2 separate regions of the Homo sapiens genome follow, and region 2 is linked to region 1. Evidence: chromatin contacts called from ENCODE Hi-C data. All regions are on one chromosome and are shown on one strand. Each heading gives the region's core, a stretch centred on a gene start or an enhancer-like site at or near the end of the contact. The rest is flanking DNA. Distances are from core to core; before and after follow the strand shown.

Evidence for each region. A loop is a pair of places that touch in the nucleus more often than their neighbours do. Pooled maps may share reads with other maps.
Region 2: a loop to region 1 is called in a pooled map, with 3 times the contacts of the local background. The contact joins the promoter of NELL1 here to the promoter of SLC6A5 in region 1. A Hi-C loop is called at or near these places in 2 of 37 single-sample maps with no recorded cell type and 8 of 50 pooled maps.

What each region holds. Positions count from the first base shown.
Region 1 is chr11:20,597,097-20,602,923 of GRCh38, forward strand. It overlaps SLC6A5 (solute carrier family 6 member 5), which reads left to right and starts at 2,512. Exons shown (of 16, transcript NM_004211.5): 1 at 2,512-2,579; 2 at 4,033-4,569. The coding sequence starts at 2,577.
Region 2 is chr11:20,666,806-20,672,603 of GRCh38, forward strand. NELL1 (neural EGFL like 1) reads left to right here and starts at 2,781. Exons shown (of 20, transcript NM_006157.5): 1 at 2,781-2,973. The coding sequence starts at 2,919.

The DNA of each region.
Region 1 (5,827 bases), core at 1,262-3,761:
CCGAATAGCGCCTCAGCCAAACCCCGCAGCCGTTCCTGCGCGTCACCCGCCTCTGCAGAGCCTGACGCGCGGCAGTCTCCACGCCGGAACCCAAGTGCTCACTGGGCCGGGGAGGGCCAGCGGGCGAAATATCAGGCCTGGGGGCTGAGCGGGGGCGCTGGGCGTCACTCAGGCCCAGGGCCGCAGCTGGGGGAAGTGAGAAGGCCGGCAGGATTCTGCCCACTCTGCGCAGTTCTCCCTTCCTCCCGGGGCAGCCAAGTCTGTGCGCCCTGGAACGTCCGGGCGCCGCGTAGACTCTCCATTCGCACCTGGCCCTTTGCGGGGGCTGCTCAAATGCAAATTGGGAAACTGGCCAGAACCTTCCAAAGTCGTGACTGTCCCTCGGGGAAGTCGGCCGGGGAACCGCAGAGGGAGGCCTACACCGATCTTTGGGCCCGCCTCGTGGTACCGCTCCGGCCGATCGCTCTCTGAGCCCGAGCCTGCCTGCCAGGCCTGCCTTCTACAGTTCTCGCATTCGTCTTGAGCCCTCTCGGAAACTGGGGACTGTTTAGGCAGAAACACTCGTAGGTCCCCTTGGCGTCCCCCAAGATGCCAAGAGCCTGCGGGGTGCTTCTCAGCGCCAGCCGGAACTTGAGCAGGCACCCCTGCGGAATTCTCAGTCCCACCCACTCAGACGACCCTCCTCCAGCCAGAGTCCACCACAGCCCACCCTACCCTCTTAACCCTCGTTCCCGACCTCTCCCTACGAGCGGGCCCCGGGGAGAGAGCGACTGACCCTAGCGACAGCCCGGCGGGAGGTGGTTGGGATCTTCTCCAGGGTTCAAAAGCGACTTTCTGAGCCCCAATTTCCTCAGCTTTGCAATTGGTATAGTTTCTGAAAGGCCATTGCTAAATCTAACCGAGATAATTCATGGATATCCCTTGCACAATGGTTGAGTATTGAGATCTCAATAGACGTTAGCTCAAAACTGCAATAAAAAGCGACCTGAAATCCTCAAGGCGTCTCAAAAGAAAGATCTCCTCCTCCTGCCCCCACCAAAGGCAATGCAGACCGTGTGTCCCCAGCCAGCTGCCCTTTAGAGGGGCTAGGCGGGAAAGCCAACCAGCGGAGGCATCCAAACACTCTCGGGCTCTCCAGAGGAGCAGGAGGGTGCCCCTTAGTGCCCCCGGCGCCCGCCGCAATCTGCCACTGCAGCCTACGCCTGCGGCCGCGGCCGCCGCGGCATTGTCCTCCCGCCGCGTGGGACGGCCCAGCCGCTGGCGACGGCGCGCACCCCGAGGCAGTGGGCTGGGCTGTTGGCAGTAGGGAAGGGAAAACGTGCTGTCTGTGGCTCCTCATCCCCGAGGCCAGGGGTTCCCCGAGCTAGACCGGCAAGGAAGGAGAGAAGGGAAGCATTTTGCTGATAATCCCCTTCTAGTCTCCAAACTACACCTTCTTTGTAAAGGCGTTTTTTCCTCTTCTGATTATAGCTATTGCATTGTACACACAACAAGAAAGTCCATCTTTTTATCGCCATGGCCACCCCCACTCCCATCCCCGCCACAGTACGGTTGAACATCCTGGCATGGCTTTGCAGATTGCCAGCTCTCATTCCCCCTCCCCCGCATTGCTGGGCATCCCGATTTGGACGGTCTCTAAGGTCCCGCGCTGCCAAATCAGGCCTGGCTCTTGTAGGATTTTATTGAAAGGACTGTAAAGAAAGAATGGGTTTCCCTTGACTTTGAAAGTGACCTAAGAACTAGGTCTGTGTTGGAAAAACTTCGTTTTTCTTTCTCTAAAACGTCTTCAGAAAAGCTTAAAAATACAATGAAAAAGGTCAGTTATACTCAGAATTTTCTCTTGATTGTGATAACAGAAATAGGAACGGAAATACCAGATCACAATTTTTAAGCAAAAACCCCAGGATTCCTCCAAGACTGACTGTCTGGAAGGGTAGGGATGTGAGAATCTGAAGTCCACATACATGCTAGGTAGGTACACCTTGATAAATGCAGGACCCATGCCTGCTTCAGTCATCGCAGAGCTGTGGGGCTATGCGCAGACCCTCAACCTCTTTCGGAGTAATATTTTCGGAATCCCTGAAGATAAGGGGGGACAGCAATGGAATCTAGTGAAAGGGAAAGAATAGACAGTGATTTAACCCCCTCCTTCCTCCTCTACAGCCCGATCCACTCTGTTGGCGGCTGCGCCTTGCCTTGGGTGCAGTGGGACGTGTCCCTCCCATGTTTCCCTTAATTAGGAGGAGGCAAACTTCTGTCTTCCCCTCCTGCCGGTTTCGGTTTAGTAATCAGACCACATGAGTCACGCCAAACACGCAGCCCCCTCCCGCTGGAGTGACAACTGGCCAGCATACTCTAGGCTGTTGTCCCTTTAAAACTTGAATCCAAGGGGGTAATGATTTATCAAACTTGTATTATCAAGAAAATGTCAAACCAAGGGCACCTTGCTTTGCACTGACGCAAACCCGGCCTTTCCCAAGGAGATATAGAAAGCGCCTCTCCTGCCTGAGCCAAACCCAGTCTTGTCAATAGCGGGTTTCACCCTCCACCAGTTCAGTCTGTTGCCTGTGTCAGACATGGTGAGTGTTTGCTTTTGTTCTTTCAAGAGGAAAGGGGGCTGAGGGGACAGGGAAAGCAGATTCGTTTTGGCTATTTCTTTTGGAGATGTCTGTGCATTGGGTGGGGGGAAAGGGGGCGACGAGGAGAACAATTCTCGCAGCCCTAGGTATTTGTACTTGTGAGCGTCACCTGAGGTCGCAAAGAGGTTTCCTAGGCTGTAGAGCTGAGAGGTTGGCTGTGGCTCCTAAAGACCCGATCCCGGGCACTGTCCTCGGTGCTGAAAAGCCAGATGCCGGTACAGAGGCGAGTTGCTCTGGGTCCTAGAGGCTACTGAGACAAATGCTGGCTGAAGCCGAGGTACCTAGATTTGTGCAAATCGAGGAGTTCTATTCTGCGTGTTTGTGAAAGGGGGTTAGACGAGAGGAGTGCGGTGGAGGCGAAGATAATAGGATTATTCTTACAGTGTAATAATAATTATTGGTGCTAATGTTTAGGAAGCCGTGAAAGATAACACGAGGGGAGAAAGTGGATAGAAAAACCACCGCTGGCAGTTCTTTTCATTTGAAAGTGAATTGGGAAAAAGCGAATAAAAATTAGTCATGAGTTTTGGTACTCAAGCAAGCTTAGAGTTGTGAAGGATATTAGACTCCTGTGAATAGTTACGCAAAAAAGAAGAAGAGGAAGAAGAAGAAGAAGAAGAAGAAGAAGAAGAAGAAGAAGAAGAAGAAGAAGAAGAAGAAGAAGAAGAAGAAGAAGACCTAAACAAAAGAACAAAAAGCTTTGCATATTCTTTTCCATGTCTGGGAATCTGGAAGTGAATACGAGTTGTGTAAGATAACAAATCTAGTTACTACTCTGTGTCTTAAATTTAGTTTATTATCGTTGTAGGTTTTTTTGTGGTTATTTTGATCGTGATTCTTAACCTTGTCTTTGCTACCTGGCGGGAGGAGGTGGGTTGTGGAGCGCTGGGACTCAACCAATTTGGCCTCAAGCGCTCGCAGGTGCCAGGGCATCAGCTTTGTGGCCACAGCTTGTCTATGGGGGAAAAAGGCAGTGTGCATTGTTGAATGACAAAGGAAATGGGGCGGAAAATTAAAGAATCTTTCTACAGTGGTGATGGGGATGCGGGCACCCACAGCTGTGATGTGGAATCCAAAGAGGGAGGGGAGCTCATGACTCCAGGGCTATTTCCATTCCCCCTTTACCCTTACAAAATTACATTTCTACCTCTTTTCTTAGTTCATCCTCCACTAGGGAGGGAATATTAGCTTCTTTTTGTCATCTGGTTATTGATGAAACGGGCAAATTGAGAAATACTGATTGCAGCCTTTCTTTTAAAAAAAGTTCAGATTCCAATTTGCTTCCCCAGATATTGTGTCTGGACCTGAGTTGCGAACGTCTCCATATCTAGATACAGGTATTTTAAAAGCTGTTGTGACTTTGTTTTGCACGAACTTGACATTGTGTTTGCAGGATTGCAGTGCTCCCAAGGAAATGAATAAACTGCCAGCCAACAGCCCGGAGGCGGCGGCGGCGCAGGGCCACCCGGATGGCCCATGCGCTCCCAGGACGAGCCCGGAGCAGGAGCTTCCCGCGGCTGCCGCCCCGCCGCCGCCACGTGTGCCCAGGTCCGCTTCCACCGGCGCCCAAACTTTCCAGTCAGCGGACGCGCGAGCCTGCGAGGCTGAGCGGCCAGGAGTGGGGTCTTGCAAACTCAGTAGCCCGCGGGCGCAGGCGGCCTCTGCAGCTCTGCGGGACTTGAGAGAGGCGCAAGGCGCGCAGGCCTCGCCCCCTCCCGGGAGCTCCGGGCCCGGCAACGCGCTGCACTGTAAGATCCCTTTTCTGCGAGGCCCGGAGGGGGATGCGAACGTGAGTGTGGGCAAGGGCACCCTGGAGCGGAACAATACCCCTGTTGTGGGCTGGGTGAACATGAGCCAGAGCACCGTGGTGCTGGCCACGGATGGAATCACGTCCGTGCTCCCGGGCAGCGTGGCCACCGTTGCCACCCAGGTAAGCAGGTTGCATTACGGCCCGCACAGTGTCCTGCTCTCCAGCTGCGCGAGAGAGGCCAGCCGGGCCGTGGCGGGTGCACGTATGCTGATGGGGAAACCGGTTGGCAGTGCCAGGTGATGGATGCGGGAGGCGGCTTTGGGGCTTCGGAAGCTCGCACTGCGCTGGGGTCGGCAGTTCAGGGCGCGAGGGCTGCAGTGACCCTGCCAGAGGGGCCACGACCTGCCCCTTCCCAGCCTTGGCGGTAGCGGGAATACAGGTCCAGATCCACGAAAGAGTTGAGGAAGATAGATTCCACCCTTTTATGCAGACAGACTCCCTCTCCTGCCAATGACTGTCTTTTCTTTTCAAAAATAATTTCTTAATTAAACAAAAAGAGGGTTAAAATTCAGAACAAAGCCACGTGGTGGTGGCTGGGGATGGAGGGGTAGGAGGATAATAGTTTAAGTTTTGTAGCCTTTACACTGCCAGTTACCTTTATTACATGAGAACTCATTTGATGCGAGGTGGGTTTACCTGAGGCTACTGAAGCTTTAGTTTTGGGGCCTGTCCTTTGCCTGGGTCCTTCCAAAACCTGGTGTCTACTTTTGCCATAATTTTCTATTTTTTTCCCTAAAGTAACCTCCCTCAATTGTATAAGCTTCAAGCCCCACCAATCTTAATCCCCTCTTGCATTTGATCCTTTACTACTTAATTAGAGGCGTGAAAAACCCACAGAGCAAATCCCAATCCTTGGGTTATGAATAAAGGCAGCTTTTGCTGGTGGCCCACTCTCTCATATAGGCTTTTGTTCTCTTCAATTTCCCTCTCGTCTCTCTCCTTCCTTCTCTGATCTCTTCTTTCTTCTGTCCTTTTTCATCAACTTCAGCTCTTCCCTTCTCACTGCCTGCCTTTCTGCTATTTCCTCTCCTTTCCTGGCCTCAGGGGCTATGCATATATCCAGCAGTGGGGCCTGGACCAAAATTTGTGCCTGTGTGAGGTTTAGGATTTATACAACCCTTCTATCCTTAGTCACTTTAGTGTTTGCACACACACACACACACATACACATTCACACTTATCCACAGGCCCACATAGCAGGAGCTTGTGGTGTCAGAACTAGAAATAAACATAGAATCTCCCACTTGCCTTTCCTTTCGGGGTCCACATCCGGAGTGTTTTTCTATGTATATTATCTGCCTCTGACAGCATGTATCCCACAGTGTGACCCCAGGTGGAGCAGAATATTTGTTTCACTTGTCTTGCTTAACCTCCGCAC
Region 2 (5,798 bases), core at 1,531-4,030, 70 kb after region 1:
TGTTTTTAATTTTGATGATGTGGCCATATTATATTCAAGATGTCTAATAGGTAGTTAGAGATGTAGGCCTGGGGTTCAAAATAGAGGCTGGGGATAGAGATGCATATTTGAGAGTCATCCCTGCACAGATATTTAAATCCATGAGGTGGGATGAGCTTAATAGGGAGGGAGTGTGGCGGGAAGGGAAGGGTTGAGGAGTGAGTCCTGGGGCTCTCCAACATTTAGAGGTCAGGAAGAAGAGGCAGAGGGATAATCAAAGACAACTACTGGCTCCTGAAGAACCCATGGAGGTAGGCCATCCTGAAGGGGAGGGTGGACTTGGGATCTGGCATCAGGTAAGATGTTTCAGTGTGGCTTCCACCGAACACAGGTCTCACTGTAACATTCCACCACCAAGTACATACATAGCCATGTGTCCCTTCATTGTCACTAGAGAAACTTGCTGGGCCCATTCTATGAAGGTCACCTTAGCTTAACAGACCTACACACTCAAAATCCCCACTCAAGGGTTGCACTTATAGGAGGAGATTGCAGTACTTAGTTATCTAGAAAAGATTTATGACCTTGTTGAGATTAACTCTTGTTACTGTTAATGGATGTTATGCTGCAAAGCTATGACAGAACATATGTCTTGCTTTATTTTTTAATGGAACAAGCTAAAAGTCCCATCCCACAGGACCAGCTAATTACACAGAGACTTTAAAGATAGAGAGCTCTGAAGATCTTACCCAGACCACCTTTTCCCCTTGCTGGGGTCACTGTACTTTTAAGGATTCTGGGCTTTCTGAAATCAATAAAAGGGCCTTGGAAACAACAGTCCAAAGCAACTCAAGGCTGTTCCTGCTGAGGTGTACTTAAAGACTGCAGAGGAGAGACAGGAAATGGCTCTTATAATACAACATGGTGTATGGTGTCCTTGTCCACAAGGCCCAACAAGACTTGGGAAATCCTATTCTCTTCAAGATGTGTGATTTTAATGTTAGCTTTAAATGCAACACGCTCCGGGTGGAAGGAAAAACACGTGGACTCTGTTAGTGAAAATACAGAGTCAAGGCAGACAGATTTCCTTTGGGTCTTAGCCGAATCTGAGTTGGAGTCAGCTGACATCAGTTTACCTCTTAATCATTCAGCTCAACTTCTGGATTGTGCAGTAGACTTCTTGAGCTGGAATTTACCTGCTTGTTCACTTTCTTTTTCATCTGCCAAAGGACCACAACATAAAGGGCCAAATGGGACAGTGGCTTGCACACAGAAATATCCAGAAAAATAGGGCAGAGACCAGAACAGCATGCTAGTAAAGCCTTCTCTCTTAATAAGCTGCGCTGATTTGGTGAACTTCACTGGGGCTCCTGGGGTCAAAGTTGTGTAGGGGTTAAGGATATAGGAAGTGAAAGTGGGTGCAAGTGAGAAGGGCACGTTCTTATTAGTGAAGAGGATTCTGAAACGTTGGAATTGGTTTCCAGGAAACGAGGGACGGCTGTTCTGAGGTTTCCTTGGACTCCTCTGGGATCCCTGTTGTGAATATCAAAGGAGTACTGCTGGTGAGGGGGAGCGGGGGCTTCAGAGAGAGTGGGAAGACTGAGCAAGCTAAGTGGAGTTCATTTGGTATAAATCAGAGGCTGTCATTTCAGATTTCATGACTCTACATATCCAGTTATAAATAACGTTCCTAGGTGTTAGTAGGACAAATAGGAAGTGGGACAGAAGTCTTAAATTTGGGGGATCTTCATAGGGAAGGTCAGGTCCTGAAAGGGTCGCATAGAGGGGAGAGGACCCATTCTCTTCTTGCCGGCAAGTAGAAAACAAAGCCCAGCCCAGCTTTTCTCTCCAGAGAATGTTGTGGTGGGAGAGGGAAAAGAAGGTGGAGGTCCCGGAGGAATTGCACATGGGGCCAAAATGTGACTATGAAAGAAGAGTGGGCTTTTGATAATACCATTAAGAAAATCACGCAAGAAAGAAAAAAAGATGGTTAGGAATTACCCCTATGTGGCAGCATCTGCCCTGCAGAATGAGAAGGTTTGCAAATAGACTTCCCAAACCCCAACCACAGCTCGCTCCGCCTCGAGGACCCCTTTTCTGCACCCCCACCTCAGCGCCCTCTTCCTGCACCCACAAAGAGAGTACTCAGTCATAGGGGTTCAACAGGAGAGAGGAGACAGAAGGTACAGGCGGTGAGCAGGGACTCAGCCATCATCCCCCTCAGGTCCCTCCCCACCCAGTTGACAGAGCGAATCCCGAGTAATTGTTTTCCGAGGGGGTCCGTGCGCGCTCGGTGGCGCCGCCTCGGTCTGGGTTCCCCCGAGGAAAAATACCCACCCGCGAGGGCTCGGCGGCTTTTCGACTCGGCGGGGATGAACTGTGGCAACTTCGGCAGCCCCCACCGCGGTGCGGAAGTAAAGAGGGCAACATTGGCGACTGCGGCTCGGAGGGGCTGGAGCGCGTGAAGCCGTGGGGGCGCCGTGCGCCTCCCGCTCTCTCGTTTCGGCCGCAGGTCCTGGGACTCCGACTTCGGTGCTCCGGGTGATAGCGGCTGCGGCGCCTGCAGTCCAGATCCTCGCAGTTCTGCGGGCGAAGGAGGCGAACGGAATCGGCCCCCAGTGGGGAGCGCAACAAGCCACAGTAGCCAAACCCCGCGCTCCTGCCCGGGCTCCCAGACGAACGCAGCCGCAGCGGGGGGCCGGGCCCCGAGCCCCACGCCGCCGCCGCCGCGCCAGCGGTGGGGGGCGGGCTGGGGGCGGGGCGGCCGGGGCTGCCTTCCCGGGCGCATATGCGAGCGCAGCACCCGGCGCTGCCGAGCCACCTCCCCCGCCGCCCGCTAGCAAGTTTGGCGGCTCCAAGCCAGGCGCGCCTCAGGATCCAGGCTCATTTGCTTCCACCTAGCTTCGGTGCCCCCTGCTAGGCGGGGACCCTCGAGAGCGATGCCGATGGATTTGATTTTAGTTGTGTGGTTCTGTGTGTGCACTGCCAGGACAGGTAAGCATGACTGTGGCGGTTAGAGGGATCCGGGAAATGGGGGTGCCCACAGACCACGGCGGCGTGGGGAGACCTGGAGCCGAGCTTTGCGCTGGTCTGGGGAACGGCGGTAGCGTGGACCGGTTCCTGGGATCTCTTTGCCCTGCTCGGAGTGACAGGGTGAAAATAGGGACTCACGGGCTTGAAGATGTCCCCGTTGAGTGCCCCTTCTCAGGGGACCCGGCCTCAGGGGCGCAGGAGTGAGGGGCGCGGCCGAGTAGGCGCACCCTCTTGCTGCTAGTAACCGGCTTTCCGTCCCAGGGAGTCGAAACCCGCAGCAGGGCGGGCCCGCGTGCCCCGAGTTCCCGAACTTGTAAGGTGCTGTGGAAACCACTCTCGCCGACCCCCGCCAGGCTGGGAAGGGGTAGCTGCGGGAGTCGCACCCGCAGAGGGAGCGCTTCCGGCTGGCGGGCGCGGCCGGGGCCCGGGAGGGCGCGGTGCGGCGAGGGCAGAGAGCTGCGGGAGAACCCTGGGATCCCGCGATCTCCTCCTGTGCCTTCCTGACTACCCAGGAGAACTCCAGGAGTATTCTCCTCCGCCTGTCTTTGCTCCCAAGGGCTGGGCGAACAATTATCTGAGGGAAATAGAGCAGTGGAGACAATCTGGGGAAATTTTCTCAAGCTCAAACCAGTTTTCTCTTGCCATAATCGCAGGGTTCCGTGTGGGGAGGGGGGAGCAAGGATGACGCTTGATTGTCTGAAGTCCCCACTTCGTTCTGCCTCCGGAGACGCAGTTGTGAGGACTCTCAGCGCATCTTCTTCCTTCTGCTTCCACCGGCTCCCTTGCCCAAAAGTCCCCTGGGGTTCGGAGACTGGCTTGCAGCCGCCTTCTTCAAAGAGCTAGTAGTAGATGCGGGGAGACTGGGGTGAGGTGAGGTGGGGTGAGATGTAGGAAATTGGCAAAAATAGGGCCTGTCAACTGGGGGGAGTGTCGGAGGTTTGCAATCCTACCCAGCCATCCTCCGTACGCGCTGCACCCCAGAATCTGTGTGGTCATTCCCTTTCCCTTTATTCTCCCCCCTTTACCATCCTTATTTCCTTCTTTAGAGGCGTGGCCTTCTCTCTAGGCCAAAGAGCAAGTTCATCTGGAGAGGGCTAAGAAGGGGCGTCTGCACTTGGTTGGCTCAAAAGTTCCCTCCGCTTGCGCCCAGGCGCCCCTCTTTGGCAGTTAGCCCGCTGGAAGATCTAGCGTCTAGGAGCTTTCAGAGGGCCCTTCCCACTTCCCCAGGACTGAGCAGGCAGCGGCTTTCGTCTGGTTAAGAATGTTGAATATGGATTTCTCAAGGGACAAAAGAAACCTCCCATTCCGTTCCTTACCTCTATCCGAGCTTCCCAGGCTGCGGAGACGCCAAGGCTCAGTCTAGCTTAGAATAGTTGCTTCTTGAGTTCAGGCCCATCCGGATGGGTTAGTCTTTTAAAACCAGGACACGCTGAAGGAGTGCGCGCACCCCAGGAAGATCAGGACAGGCAAGACTAGTGCAGAGCGTGGGCTACTGGCTCTGAGCGCGAGAGTCTGGTGCTCGTGGACATCTTACAGAGGAACCGCAGACAGGAAGAAGCTAGGTAGGGAGGGGGCAACCCGTTAGTGAGTTCACATCCCTAAGTGCACATCACTACGGAATATGCCTAAATCCTTTGTTCTCATTACTCCTTTGAAAAGTCGCCAAAGTACCCTTATCACGGAATGGAACGTGTTTCAGGGTTCATTGCTTGTGGAAGGGGTCTTTAAGAACAGGTATTTTCCCTCTTTCCACTTCCAATCCCCTTTAAATCTTGTAAAAATTTCGTTGTAGGGGAAGATTCATTCATGTCTTTACTCATTCAACAAACGATGTCTTGCTGGGTGCCAGGATTTCTTATGCAAAGAGGAAATGACAGTCCTTGACTTCTAGGAACTTAAAGCTCAGCTGGGAATCTAGATAGAAACTGGCAGGCATTTTAATTTTACAGATTGATGGGGGGGGTGGTGGAGAGGTAGGAGTATAAGTTTGTATTAAGGAAATGTGGAGGAGAGACAGTTTGAATTAATTCTAGGGAGGAGTGGTGGTCAGGGATTTGAGAGATGTACCTTCAAGGCTTTCTAGGGAGTTTTCCAGGTGGACAAAGTGGGAAGGCATTCTTGGCAGAGGGAGCAGATTCAGCAAAGGCAGGGAAGCATGGAAGGATCTGACCCACTGGTTGTGGCTGTTGCCTAGGGAGCTTGGGTTCTCAATGTCACTTGGCACTATTTGAACACTAGAGGCCGCATATTTCTTCTACACACATTATCGGAAGAATCAGAGAGACGGGGGAATTACCTCTCAATTTGTACACTTAAAGTATCTTGTAGCTTGAGAGGGTATAAGCGGTAGCTTTCTGGAGGCAGCCCTCTGATTCTGTGCAGAAATCATTTCCACATCATCCATCCACCCTCTTCTTAGGTAACAAAGGCTGGCTTGTGATTATCAGCATCCAAACAGCTGCGTTGAAAGTTTCTTTGTCAAGTGGGACAATTGTTGTCTGGGCTGTTAACAGTCCTAGATGAAATAAACATGTGGTTCACTTAGTGAGCTGCTCAGATATCACCGGCTTTTAATGGAACTGAGTAGATGATATCAGGCACATTTTAATTAAAGCAAGACTGCAGTGCAGACACAGTTGCATATGAAAAGATCTAATGATAGGTGTCATGAGGAGCTGCTTAAATCTGCCTTGTTCAGAGAACTTGTTTTAGAGTGCAAAGTGGAGTCAAGACGGGAGGTGCCATTCTCCAGTTCTTGTTATTTCTGGTTGAGAAATAATTCAGAG